Linked DNA regions of Homo sapiens: region 1 is linked to region 2. Evidence: chromatin contacts called from ENCODE Hi-C or POLR2A ChIA-PET data. All regions are on one chromosome and are shown on one strand. Each heading gives the region's core, a stretch centred on a gene start or an enhancer-like site at or near the end of the contact. The rest is flanking DNA. Distances are from core to core; before and after follow the strand shown.

What was found. A loop is a pair of places that touch in the nucleus more often than their neighbours do. ChIA-PET counts read pairs that join two places held with the same protein, here RNA polymerase II (POLR2A). Pooled maps may share reads with other maps.
Region 1: a map of OCI-LY7 shows a loop between it and region 2 (6-fold over the local background). The contact joins two enhancer-like sites. A Hi-C loop is called at or near these places in 13 of 168 maps with a recorded cell type or tissue (B cell, CD14-positive monocyte, CD4-positive, alpha-beta T cell and 8 more), 36 of 37 single-sample maps with no recorded cell type and 19 of 50 pooled maps. POLR2A ChIA-PET finds 5 or more read pairs at or near these places in 17 of 52 experiments (B cell, CD4-positive, alpha-beta T cell, CD4-positive, alpha-beta memory T cell and 13 more).

The regions. Positions count from the first base shown.
Region 1 is chr2:136,203,865-136,211,010 of GRCh38, forward strand. No RefSeq gene overlaps it. Among named protein-coding and RNA genes, the nearest start is that of CXCR4, 89 kb to the left of the region's middle. Within about 2 kb of position 3,452, at least 7 of the 41 ENCODE cell types and tissues checked have a DNase peak (open chromatin) inside an H3K27ac peak, as active enhancers do; they include B cell, CD14-positive monocyte, OCI-LY7 and 1 more, where a contact is called at or near this core.
Region 2 is chr2:136,127,657-136,134,882 of GRCh38, forward strand. No RefSeq gene overlaps it. Among named protein-coding and RNA genes, the nearest start is that of CXCR4, 13 kb to the left of the region's middle. Within about 2 kb of position 5,320, at least 11 of the 41 ENCODE cell types and tissues checked have a DNase peak (open chromatin) inside an H3K27ac peak, as active enhancers do; they include B cell, CD14-positive monocyte, OCI-LY7 and 1 more, where a contact is called at or near this core.

The DNA.
Region 1 (7,146 bases), core at 2,202-4,701, 74 kb after region 2:
CCCAGTTTCCCTCATTGCATTATTTTGATAGTTATATTGTAGTGTTAGTCACATCAATATTAATATTCCTTTCACTGTGATTATATCAACATTATTTATAGCAGAGCCAAATAATGTACTACAGTTACAATTCCTTCTGTTTTGTGAATGTTGTATTTCCCCTGTAGTTAATAATTACCCTTTTTTTTCTTGGTATTGATATCTGTGACTAATATGTCCCTAAAGTCTTTACCAGAGTTTTAAAAGATCTCTCAACATTGTTGAAACTCTCAGATAATTTATCAGTCTTAGCTTCTTTTTGAAAGACATTTTTTTCTGGAACCTTATTTCTTTTATTTTTAATTTTTTAATTTTTTGAGACAGAGTCTTGCTCTGTTACCCAGGCTGGAGTGCAATGGCGCAATCTCAGCTCACTGCAACCTCTGCTTCCTGGGTTCAAGCGATTCTCTTGCCTCAGCCTCCCGAGTAGCTGGGATTACAGGCGCGTGCCACCATGCCCAGCTATTTTTTTTTTGTATTTTTAGTAGAGACGGGGTTTGGCCATGTTGGCCAGGCTGGTCTGTAACTCCTGGCCTCAAGTAACCCACGCACCTCGGTCTCCCAAAGTGCTGGAATTATAGGCATGAGCCACCATGCCTGGCCCTGGAACCTTATTTCTATCTGATTTCTTCTCAGGTATATTGAGATTTCTCTTCATCATTATGTTTGGAATTCACTGGGCTTTTTCTCCTAAAGGTCTTGTGTTAGTTCAGGCTGCTGTAACAAAGTACTTTCGACTGGGTAATTTATAAGCAATAGGAATTTATTGCTCACAGTTCTGCGGGCTGGGAAGTTCAAGATCAAGGCACAAACAGATTTGGTGTCTAATGGGGGCCCATTCCTCATGGATGGCACCTTCTATGTGTTCTCACATGGCAGAAGGGCAAAAGAGGCAAAAAACCTTCCTCAGGCCTCTTTTATAAGGACACTAATCCCATTTATGAGGGCTCCACCTCTTAATAACAACACACTGGGGGACTGGGTTTCAGCATACGAATTTTGGAGAAACACAAACATTCAGACCATAGCAGATCCTTTATCTTTCTCTTTCTTGGTTTATCCCAGTGGTGTGCTGGTACATGTAACAACCACCTGGGGGTCAGGGAGGGTTGAGGGGGATGGGAAGCCCTAGTTCGTAGTGTTTGCTGATTTCTGTGGTATCAATAGTCCCATCATGGCTGGTTTTAAGTGACCAATGTGATGTCACTAAACTCAGAGTTGAAAAGAGATAATCTTGGGTGCTGGCCTGAGCCAGCTACAGCACACCACTGGGTTACTCCCTTATTTTGATGGAACACATCTACTACTTCCTGAAAAAGGGTACATGGGAAGTAAATGTTTTGAAAACTTCACTTTTTTTTTGGAAAATGACTTTTTAAACTTTCACACTCAATTGACTTTGTCTTGATATTAAAATCTAGCTGGGGAATAGTTTTCACTCAGAACTTTGGGAGTGTTGCTCCATTTTCTTCGAGTTTCCAGTGTTGCTGGTGAGAACTCTGGTGCCATCCTGGCCTCATCCTTTTTATCTTATTTTCCTTCTCTGGAAGCCTTTAGAATCTTCTCTTCATCCCTGATTATATACAATTTCATGATGACGGATTCCCTGCCACTTACAGTTCTATATCCTTAGCAGATCCTTTTCATTCAGGAAGCTCATGTCCTTCAGGTCTGAGGAACTTTATTCAATTTCTTTAATGGTTTCCTCTCTTTCATTCTCTCTCTTTTTTGCTAGAATTCCTGTTTGTTGGATATTGGATCTCTTGCTTTGATCATCTAATTTTCTCTTTCTCTCTCAATTGCTGAGAGGTTTTCTCAACTGTATTCCGGAACTTCTGTGTAATATTAGGCACTCCTGTCAGAGTGCTGACACTTGGGTTTGGGGCTGTGTCATACATCTGTGTTTCCTCCAGAGTGTCTGCCTGGCACAGTGCTTGACTGGATGGAGAGGCAGAATCAGCAAAGGATTTTTGATCCAGATGAACCTGGTCTTGAATCGCAGATCAGCAAAAAATCATTTCACTTCCCGGTTCTTCAGTTTTCTTGCTTGGAGCTGAGCAAGGGGGCAAGTCATTCCATGGGGAGGGAGACTAGAAAGCTTGAGGGGTGGTCTACCAGACCTGGTTAAAGGAGAAGACCTTCTTCCCATTCTTCTACCCTTTCCCCAGACTGCATTCTAAGTAGTGCATTTTAATCTTCAAACTCTAAAATTTCATGAGAGATTACTTTGCAGTTTATAGTACCCAGTGTCACAGTTAAACAATTCCATCTTGCTTACAAGGAACATTTTGATACTTAAATAAGATTACTGCGTTTCAACGATGAACTTAAATTGTCTTTTTCCAGGTGCTTTCTACATCTGACCTCTCTCAACCAAATTAATGACAAAATAATGACTAAGATTTCGTGAGCATTTTCCACATCCCAGGCCTGTTCTAAGTGTTTAACATGTATTAATTAATTTAATCCTCAGCAGCCCAACCATGTAGGCAATATTATTATCCTCATTTACAATTGAGGAAACAGGCTCCAAAAGCCGTTGGGTTACACAGCTAGTCAATGTAACGTTGGGACTTAAACCCTGACATTAACTATGGATTGTCTGCTACTATGAAATCTTCATGAAGGAGGTTCTGAATTTGGACTGAGGTCCAGGGAGGTTTCCCTAGTGGAGGAGCTGAGCATGGTAGGACTCACTCTGATGCTGAGTAGGAATGAAGAACAGGCCTTAGCAGATGCTCCAGCCCACGAGGGAGGAGGCTCCTTAGGGTCGCACACCCTTTGCAGCTGTCCCAGGAGCTACCAGAAAGGCTTGGTCAACAGAGGGGACTCTTCTGTGCGAACAGCCTCAACCACTAACACACTGTTTCACCTCAGCAGCCCTGCTCAACTCCCAGCAGGCCTTGTTTAAACAGGCAGCTTGTAGCAGCTGGGGTTGGCTCAGTGGAACGTGTGGGCAGCCAAGGATGCCCCGAGTGCAGGTGCCTGTCTCTGAATGTGCAATCATGCAAATCCGAGGACCCAGACTGATGTGAATTGAAAGCCTGGTGTTCACTTCCAATAAACTCAACTGTCTATCGCCAGAGCAACACAGGCTTCCAGTCTTCAAGTCATCAATACAAATGAGCATTTCTGGTGTTAGAGGAAAAAAGTGTGGGGTGAATCCCAATCAGAGCTTGCTCCCTTTCAGGCAAGCAGCATCTGGAAAAGGCTTTGGAGGGGCAAATACCTTTCCTAGAAGTAATTTTCACAGGAACTGTTCAGGACACAGGAGGCATTGCAGGAGGAAGGAGCAAGGGAAATCACACCATGTAGTCATAGGGTCTTGAAAATCACCTTATCCTCTCTGCTTGTTTTACAGAGGAGTTAAGAGAAAGTCAGAGAAGTTAAGGGACTTGCCCAAGGGCACCTAGCTCATCAGTGGGCTGCTCCTCCTTATCTTGAGTCCCGATTTCCTTTTAGACACTCCACCCACCAGGCTGTTTCTCTAGTTCACTGCTTTGAGCACCAGGTCACAAGTGAGCACACATACCAACAGCTCTCCTCCTGAAACCATCGAGGGAGGCGAGTGATAGCAAACTTTGTTTAGTGCAAAGAATGGAAAAGGCTGCTTGAAGCACAGAAAAAGGGAAGTCAGAGCAGGCTGTGGCGCAGATGTCTGGGCATTGCTGTGGGGACAGAGTAGTTCACAAGACACAAGGCTTGTCAGCCTCTCTTCTGAACCTCTGCGCCCAAGGATTCTCAAGGAGCATTCAGATTAGATTTTAACTATGGATGCTGTGGTTGCCGGTAATAGAACAGCTAATAAAAAGCAAAGCTGGGGTGTCATCACCCTATCAGCAGATCAACAGTCTCTTCTTTGGTCCATAGGGCTGACCATGCAGCCTTATAGCCCAGAGGCCCTGTTACATAATCTTTCCACAACTCCCCTCTGTTCCTCACTGCACTGCCCTGGCCTTCAAAGTCCATATAAGTGCTGTAGAGATAAGCCTCATTAGCCTCACAACTTGCAGTAAGTGCCAAGATCATGTTATTCAGATGCCACTGAGGCCAGTGCAAAGGGAGCTAATTAAATGGTACGGGCTTTCTAGCTCTGAATCATCAGTTCAGGTGGTTACCTTTAATGCTATCTTCAAGCTCACCTTCTAGGCTGGTCTATGTGCCTAAGCTCCCACACCATGCCTCCAAGCCAGGAAAACCAGCAAGGAAGCTCTTCTGGTACCAAATGGGGGTTACACAACTGGTATTTTTTCACCCCCATTCCTACCTTGAGGAGAAATGGTAAGTTCTGTTGGGCAGATACACGTAGGCAATTGAGGTTCTGTGAGAATGAACACCTCACATTTTAAAGTTCAAAGACTAGAAAGAATGAATGGAAAGTGAGTATGCATTTTCCATTTTAACCCAGAGCAGCCCACAAACACATTAGGATTTCAGTTTTAGGGGGAAATTGACCTGCCAACCCCAGTTCCTGAGGGAGGCAATCTGATTGGCTGTCCGTGGGTCAGGTGTCCATAGTTGGTCTAACCACCAGAAGGGCTATTGGAAGCCCAACCATGTGAACTGTGTTGGGAAGAAAAGGGGGTTGTGGCGAGCTCAGCAGACACCGGAGAGATGTCTACTCCCAATGTCTAATTAAATATTCAGGCTAAATGGCCTTTCTGTCACCAGTTAGTCTATTTGAGTTTGGGCCAGTTTTCCCAAGGCAGAACCACCATTTCATTCCAGAGTGGAATCCAGGCTCTTTGGAATAGACAGAGGGAACAGGGTACTTAAAACCATCTCCTTACAACTCAGGCTTGTAGGCTTTGATCAAATCCTTTTGTTTCACAGATGAGGAAACAGGTTCAGAGAAAAGACATGAACCTGCTCAAGGTCAGCCTACCCACCTGTAAAAGGCACTTTGTAAAGTGAAGGGACTTGGAGGGCCACCTTGTTAAATCCTTCACCAGCCATCAGCTCGCTATGGAAATGCTGACTGGATAAATAGTGTACCTCTATGGCAAGATTTGTGGCTCTCAGAGGCCTTCCCGTAACAATGCTTAAGAAGGTTTTAATGATCTGCCTACTGGGCATTTCTGAAGCATTCATTTTAGGGAAAGCCAAGGTGCTCAGACTATAATTCTGAGGCTAATTTCTCCCTGGACCCTCCTGACCTGGCAGCAAGAGGGAGTGAACAAGGAGAATGACTAGGATTGCACCAGCCCCTTGATTCTTATCCTTTTGACCTTGTGCTTCGAAGGGAGACGGGTTTGGTGTGACTTTTTACACCTGCTTCAAATGTTGTTACAGAGCGGATGAGGGAGCTTGCCATAGCCCAGTACCTTTGCCTGCAAAATATCTTGCTGTAGTTCTTATGCTCTTGACCCTGAGATCAGACTAATGCTCGGAACCAGTGGGGCGTAGATCAAGCTGGGGGTGGATATGGGAGCTGGCCGATATAAAGAAAGGGCATTGTTAGAGCTTCTTTGAGCTTTCTGTATCCCAGATCATGAGGAAGCTGAAGGATTAGGGAGGAGAAGATGAAAGGCAAGCCAGGGAAAACAGGCAAAGGAAGTAGTTATTAAAATAAAAGGTGAAATTCATGGGAAGTAAATCCAATGTTTTGTCCATACTCAACTGGATTAGGAACATGTAATGAAAGCAAATAGATTTAATGGGGTGGGGATGATTAACGTTGTCTTGCAATACATTAGGAAATGACTTTGTTCAGGAGGAGTGGAGGGCTATGAGAGGAAATTAAACTTAATTCTTATCTCCTTATGATGTTTTAGTTGCTTAACTTCTTACAACACACTTGTAAAACCAGAAAGAGAGAGAGGCCTGAGGTTTAATATGTTGTTTGCAAAGTAACTGGAGATATGAATGTCTTGAGTGTGTGCTTCAGTCTTATCAAGGATCCAGTGTTTTTTTTTCTAACAATTTGTTGTAATAAGTAGATGTCCTTAGTGGTATTGGGGACTCTGGTTAAAAATTACCTTTCAAAGAAATGAAAGTTTAGTGATTATTGGCTTCCCAGGACCCAGGTGAAATTTTATCCCCATCATAAACCTCACAACAAATCCTCTCTCCTTGGGGCCCTTATATTAATACCATGTCATTTGTACTACTCATCCTTCTATTGCATCATTTATAGTTGTGTATTGCTGGTACATTACAGTGAGATTTGAATTTTCAGACTGTTCTAATTTTGGCAGAGAATAATAATTGTGCCTTCTTTATTTTTAATAAGACATTTCTCTTCCCCACTTGCAGAAGGCACACGGCTACCCAGCTAGAATCTGTATTTCTCAGCCTCTCTTGCAGCTAGATGTGGCTGATGATAGAAGAATGTGAATTGACATCCTGTGAAGAGAAGTCCACAATTGTTCCTTATTAAAAGAATGTTTTCGGCCTTCCCCTTTTTGCCCTCTTCCCTTTATTACTGGCTAGAATATAGGCTGGCACATGCCAGTAGGATAATGGAAGAAAAGAAGGGACTTGAGTCCTGGGTTGGCTTTAGGGAATCAAGTTGTCTACCTGCTCTAGACTGCCTATCTGCCTCCTGATATTAAGTATAAGAGAGAAATTTAGGTCTTGTTTTAGACTCTGCAATTTTGGTCTTCTTGTAGCCACTTATTCTATACTTAAACTAATATAGAAGTGAAATGCTTTGTGTTTCTTCCCTTTCCTTGCTGGGCAGGCACAGATGTTTCCCCTAACCTCCAGGGAGGGTGTGAGGCTTCTGTTCTTCCTGCTTCTCAGAAGGTGGGAACTGATTTTTACTTTACTTGAGCTCTCGGTCAGATGGGTCATCGTGTTTATGTTGAGGGAATAAGAGGAGAAGAGGGTTTGAGGAGGAGGTAGAGGGAAGGAAGTGCCTTGGTAGAAAGAAGGATTTATTCAGTGCCAGTAAGAATGTGGGCAAGGGGAGTGCAGAGAGGGAGAAGGAGGGAAGCACAGGGTGGCCTCAAGAGCTGGAACCAAGCCTGGGAAGTTACTAAGGAGAGGGTGGGTCTGCTGTATGGGTAAAGCTGGGAGAATGGAGCTGACAAAAGACCAGCAAGAGAAGTGTTGTTCAGGCACAACAATGAAACTGATAATGGCACTTGAGAGGAGCCCAGGTTT
Region 2 (7,226 bases), core at 4,070-6,569:
AAGCTGAGGCAGCCCCAGCATGCCAGGCTTAGGCTGCCTGGTGATGGACCCCCCCCCACCACCCAGGGGAGTACCCCAAAGAGTCCCTTGGGTGGTGCTACTCTGGTTCTCTCCCCAGAAAACCTGGCTTCTGGAGGTGAAGAGGTTGAAGGACTCGAAAAAAAAATTCTACCCAGGGAACCATCTGGGCAAAGACTTGGACGTGTAAAGCAGCAGGCTGTACTCTGGAAACTGGAGTAGATGGGTCTCTCTGAGCGCGACTTGGTGTTAAGGGAGTAATGGAGATGTCAGTGAGCAGCAAATGAGACAGCAGTGTAAGACGAGGAGCTCACCACACGCTCTGAGGCAGCTATCAGGGAATCCCATTAACTATGTATGTAGCAGGAATGCTGTGAGAACTGTCTAGGGTAATCTATAAGGCTATTTTGTAAACTAGAATGACATTAATTAAAAGTTGGGCTGGGCACAGTGGCTCACACCTGTAATCCCAGCACTTTGAGAGGCCAAGGCAGGCAGATCACTTGAGGTCAGGAGTTTGAGACCAGCCTGGCCAACATGGGGAAACCCCATCTCTACCAAAAATACAAAAATTAGACAGGCATGGTGGCATGCACCTGTAATTCCAGCTACTCTGGAGGCTGAAGCACAAGAATTGCTTGAACTCAGTAGGCAGAGGTTGCAGTGAGCCGAGATTGTAACACTGCACTCCAGCCTGGGTAATGGAATGAGCAGAATGAGACTCTGTCTTAAAAAAAAGAGAGTTAGTTATCATAAAGATAAAATGTTTTAATTAAATCTAGATTAAGTAAAAGATGAAGTTGAGCATCTACCCATTCTGGTTTCATAAAGCACAGGAACCAATTTTCAGCCTAAAGACCCCAGCTCTGCTGTGAAAGGTGGGGGAGATAAGGTGACTGAGTCTGCCACTGAAGAAAACCAAGGCTAGTGTTGAGTGTTCTCATGATGCCAGGAAGTTTCCTCAGTTCTTCTCCCTTGCAAATCTGGTACTCATACTCTCACATGGCCCGGGATCTATCCCATAGCATTTTATTTTTTTCCGTGTATCTTCATGACCTGCTTTCTTCTACAGTGGCTTCTCTTCCTACTCCCTCTTGCCCCTTTTGATTTCCTTCTCTTTTATTTCTGAGGTCTCTTCATTCTCCCCCTTCCTTCCATCCTCCTATCTTTCCTCCTCTTCCTCCCTTCCTTCTTTCCACAAACTATTTTGAGTGCCTACAATGTGCAGAGCTCTGCTAGGTGCTGGGAGAGACACTAGATGAATAGCATACAGTCCTTAGCCTCAAGACACCTAAGTCCAGTATGGGAGATAAAATAGGGACATAAAAAACTGTGATAAAAGCCAGAGCAGGATGGGCAGTGCAAGTGAAGTACAAACAAGGCCCAGCAGGGAAAGAGGAGGCCTTTCACATAGGAAAGGCATGTGAAGAATGGGTAGGTATTGATTGGAAGGTATTCAGCAGGAAGGAGGAAAGCCTGACTCAAGTGAGAAGGCATGAATGAAACGTTGGAGCTGCAAACAGGGATCAGCTAGTTTGACTGGAATATAGGCTGGAGTTCTGTCTGCAGGGGTACATTAGGCCAGAGCATAGATGGTTTTATAGACAAGGCTAAGAGGTCTGGACTTTATTCTATCAAGTAACAGCAAAACTATGAAGATTTGGGGTTGGAGAATAATATGCTCAGAGCTTGGCTTTAGAATAATTAATCTATAAATGTAGTGTCAAATGAATTGGAACGAGAAAGCTAAGGTGGACAGACCAGACAGAAATCTATCTGGATAGCTCAGGTGGAAGGTTGTAAAGGTCTGGGCTAGCCACACATGGTGGCAATTGCAAGGCTGCTAATGGGTGGAAGAGATCTTGGAGAACCAGCATCTGGTGACTTATTGATGTGGGGCTGAGAAAGAAGGGAGAGATGAAGGGAGACTGGAATTTCAGCTAAGATGTGAAGAATGGAGGTCAAGGGGAGAGACTATTTCGGAGGGGAGGGGATGCTGTTTAGAGAAAGTCTGAAGGCTTACCCTTGTATTTTTCAAAGTTTGTATGTTGGTTTCTCAGTCACCACCTGCATCTGACTTGTGGGCTTTTGTGTAGCACAATGATATCCTGTTACTTATGTCATCGAAGTGACTTCATCTCCTGTCACATCTCAAACAACAACGATCGGAGGTGGCAAAACTTGGCAGACAAAAAAAAATGCAGGCTTTGAGATCCTTTCCTTACATTTCTAAGGTTACTACCTGGGTAAGGCCAAATCTGGATTTTAGGGGGAAGGACATTTGTTAGATCAAAGAAATCAGTATGTGGGTATCAGTTAGTGCTGGGGACTTTTTTCTATGGGAAGAAAGGCAGAAGGAAAGAAGCAAGTGTCACAAGAAGCTTAAATACGAGTTCAAATCAACATCTGTGATGTAATAATAGTTCCAATACAATCATGTGTAACTTTTATGGTTAAAGATGAATTACACAGAAAATAAGGAGTTGATAGTGTCCCCCATCAGACCAATAGTATCAGAATGAGCAGGGTTGGGGCTCAGTAGTTCAGATGAGAAACAAGTTGTTCCAACCCAATGTGCCCTGGGAAAGTTTTGCAGGAGAGATGGACTCTGAAGCTGAGCTTTACGGCAGTCCACATTACCACTACAGCACCCACTTCCTGGTTGGGCACATTGTTGGAATGTCATACCAAGGCACCCGAAGTTTAAATAATTTCAGGACTCCTTAACTGCAAATATAATTTTTAGCAGAACATTGAAAATAACTTGCTCTAGACTTATGCCTTTATCTGTAAATTTTATCACAGTCGTTCTTAAGGAAAATAGGCACCCTTTGCTTCCAGACCTTTGGTCCCTTATAACTGTTGCTTTGCCAAGTGTCCTGGTCTACTTTTGAGTGTCCAACTTTGGTTCTTAGAGTGCAGTTCCAAGCTGGCCCTAAATATAACTTGTTATTATATGTAGGTTCTCAGAGTGTGGCTCCATTCTTCACATCTTAGCTGAAATTCCAGGCTTCCTTCACCTCCTCCTTCTTTCTCACATCAGTGAGTCATCATATGCTGGTTCTCCAAGATCTCTTCTATCCATTAGCAGCCTTGCAATTCCCACCACTGTGTGGCTAGCCCAGACTTTTAAAACTTTCCACCTGAGCTATCCAAATAGATTTCCGCCTGGTCTTTACACCTCAGCTTTCTCCTTCTCATCCATTTGTTTGTTTTCAGACCCATTTTCTCTTTCCTTCTTGGCCTCAGATTATGTTTCTGGCCCTTCGGTTACTTACCAGTGGCTCATCTCAAACATGCTCTTCCACAGTTGGGTTTTTGGGTGATTTACTGGAAAGGGGAATGTGGGGGGTAAGGTGAGCTCATCACTGACCTTTGACTCTGTCAGGTGGTGCAGGCTGGTTCTCAATCTGTGAGCAGTGGACCCCAAGGGAAGTTATTGTGAAGGGTCTAAATACCCCCAAGTGCCAAATCTTCCTGTAGATTGAATATATAATGTGCTACAATTTTTGAAATGCATGTGGATGCTATTGTGATTCATAAAATATGGAATTGGTTTGGAAGTGTCTTGAATTCATAGGAGTTTTGTGTGTGTGTGTGTGTGTGTGTGTGTGTGTGTGTGTGTGTGTGTGTTTAAGAATGTTGTTTGGGCCGGGCACGGTGGCTCATGCTTGTAATCCCAGCACTCTGGGGGGCTGAGGTGGGTGGATCACCTGAGGTCAGGAGTTTGAGACCAGCCTGGCCAACATGGTGAAACGCCATCTCTACTAAAAATACAAAAAATAGCTGGGTGTGGTGGCAGGCGCCTGTAATCCCAGTTACCCAGTAGGCCGAGGCACGAGATTCGCTTGAACCTGGGACACGGAGGTTGCAGTGAATCAAGATTGCACTACTGCATTCCAGCCTGGGTGAGAGAGTAAGACCCTGTCTCAAAAAAAAAAAAAAGAAAAAAAAAAGCCAAAAACGAATGTTGTTCGTCAACAGACATTACCACACTACCAGCACGATTGGCTTTCATCTGGTGGTTCATGAAACTTTGTGGTTGTTAAAAGTGATCTTCATGTTCCGCAGAGGAAAGGCAGCCCTAAAGGGAATACAGTTTTTGTCTGGTGCCCAGAGCCTATCTACCCCTACTTGGGCTGCCAGAGAGTGGAGCTTGGGACACGACCAGTGTGGAATAGGATGGAAAAAATATTTCTCTGTACACTGATCACCACACTGCTTGCAGCAGGGAGCTATCAACCGAGAACCAACTACATAAGGGGGTTGTTATTTGTGGAGGAGCTTTCAGGTCCTCTAAACCTACCTCCCACTCTCGGCAGGAATCCCTTATAGAACCTCCCTGTGGGATGAACGTTAGCTTGGCCCTGATCCCTGCATTAACAGGTAGCGCTGTTTACTATAAAGTAAATTCAGATTCCAGGACCTCCACCTTGGTTGTTTCTGATTTGGCAGGGTTGGGGCGGGGCTTTGAGCATTCGCCTTTTCAAATAATGCTCGAGGTGATTCTGATGTCAGCCAGAGTTGAGAGAGAAGATTGTTATGAAAGGACACAAATACCTCATCACGGTGCTTTTTGTTTGTGAAGTGCTCACTAAGGCGTGAACAGCGTCATGGTGGGGCTCCTGCAGGCTTTATATTTATACCCCGTTTCTTATTTCTCACACCCACTCTGGTAGATAGATCCCTATTTCAAAAATGAGTGAATTAGGGTTCAGGGAAGTGAAACCTGTGTGCCGGCTGGGGACTGACAGTTGGAACCCCAATGTACAAATGAAACCAGGGAACAGTGGGTGTGACGAGCACTTGAGGAGCGACAGAGAGTTATGACCTCGAACCCACAAGTGAGACTGCAAACACAAGTAGGTGGGAGCCCAGCGGCAGGAGACTGACACTGCTGGAATCAGGGAGGGGGCAGTGCTGTTTAAGAGCTTCTGACACACTCAGTTCCTCCCTTCATCCTAAGAGACCTGGGCTCACTAGCAGAGGGGCTTTGGCAAGTTACTTGATGGATTAGGGCCTCAGTTTCTTCATCTGTGAAGTGGAGATAATAATAGTGCCTGCCTCCTGCTGCAAGTCTAGTCATCAGTATCATCAACATTGGTGGTACACCTGCTGGGTACCAGTCCTGGGGTGGGCGTGCTCCTCTCTAGAAGATAAAAGCCCATATAGAGACTATGGTGGAAGGAGCAGGACAAGAGAATCAGAAGCTCACCTCATTCTTAATGTGAAGAGACATTAAGATCAGGAAAGCCAGATGCTTGATGTTCTCTCTCATACCCATAGCAGATGGGTGCCTCACTGGGTTCCCCCAGAAGCTGATGGTGAGCAGGGGGGTGGCAGCCACTTTTATTTTCTCTTTTCTTTTCTTGTCTTCTTTTCTTTTCTTGGATCTTACTCTGTCACCCAGGCTAGAGTGCAGTAGTGTGAGTATGGCTTATTGCAGCCTTTAACTCCTGGGCTCAAGCAACCCTCCTGTCTCATCCTCCTAAGTAGGTGGGACTACAGGTGTGTGCCACCATGCCCAGCTAATTTTTGTTGTAGAGATGGGGTCTCACTCTATTGCCCAGGCTGGTCTTGAACTCCTGGCCTCAAGCAATCCTCCTGCCTCAGTCTCCCAAAGTGCTGTGATTGCAGGTGTGAGCCACTGCACTCAGCCAGCAGCCACCCATTTCTTACAGCTGCTCCAGTGTGAGGGGGTAACAAAAGGCTGCTTTCAAGGCAGCAGCCCAGCCCCCATGTTTCCTGCCTGGTCCCTGAGGAGTGCACAAGTGATCAGGAGAGATTCTTCTTTTGGTCACAGGGATCTTAATGATCACTGGGACTTGGGCTGTTTAAGATGTCACTTAGAAGTTCAAATCTACTTCCAGATGGCTTCCAAGCGAGGGATGGCCTCTACAGTGAGGCCAATCATGTGGTATATTCTTACCTAAGTGGGCCTTGCTGCCCTGCACAATGGCATCTCGGCCCATGGGCCAGCCTCGTAAGGTCTTTAAACCTATGACCACCAGGTGATCTTCTCTGGGGAGCAGCAGAACTTCCATGAGTCTGTCCAGGGATCTTATTTAGAGATGAGTCATACTTTTCTACGCTGTCAGCTCTAGGTTGAAGTAGAATGTACCAGCAACAGACTAGGATGACCTCGCAGCTAGCTGTCCATAGGAATACACCTCTTCTTTCTTCCAACCTCTCAGTTTCCTGGCGTTTCCTCTAAGTTAATGTCTTGCTAGAATGGTTTGAGTTGACATTAACTGTCTGCTATGTTTTATGCAGCACATGGCCACCTACCAAGTGGCACTTTCCATTTTGGGTATGGGGAGCAGGGTATATTTTATACCTCCAATCCCATTGTTCTTTATGAATCTTTGTTCCTTCACCCCTCACTTCCCAAATCGATCACTTTGCTTCTTGATTATGATATCCCTGTGGGTGAACCCGTAGATAGCAGAAACTGAGCTGTCTCTGCTGTTGATAATTTTAGCTCTTCTTGGAACTCCTTTCTTTTTGCAAATGCCAACCAGGTGTCCCCAAGTAAGAGATGATACTTGTTTGTTTGGTAAAGGCACCCAGATAAGAAGAGTCAGAATGAACAGCTCCAAAAGAGAAGTGGTTTCCTCGGTCACCGACTCACCACATTAAACATTCACCCTGGCTCACTGTCTGAAATGAGTCAGTGGTCCTTTCAGAATTCCCTTTACAACAGTGTTTCAAAGAAATCTGTGACTGAGGTTGCAAATCATTTTTTCTTCACTGCAGCTGACTATTTTGCATTTTCCCAAGGTGAAACTCAGCCTGTCTTTTCAGGTGTTGAGAAAGAGAGTCAAAACTTCAAAGTTGAGGGGGTGGGGGTGCGGGGTGGGGGACCCAGCTACCAAAGGGAAGCCCGAAAGCACTCTTTTCAAGGATAGGAAAACACTCACCAACGTCAGATTCTAACACTGAGCTGAGTGGTTTGCTATGTGCAGCTTTCTAGTGGCTTGGATTTTTCTTTCCTAATTTTTTTTTAAACCATCATCCTCTGGTTGCCATCATCCTCTTAGCATTCCTGACCTCCCAGAGTTTGGCCTCACTTGATTTACCGAATATTACCTTCCGGCTCCTTTTTATCAAAGGCCATTGCTATATCCATGGTGGTCTCCTCCCTGACCTCACTTCACACAGATTGCAGCAGTGATTTTTCTTTCCTTTCTTTTCTTTTTTGAGACAGT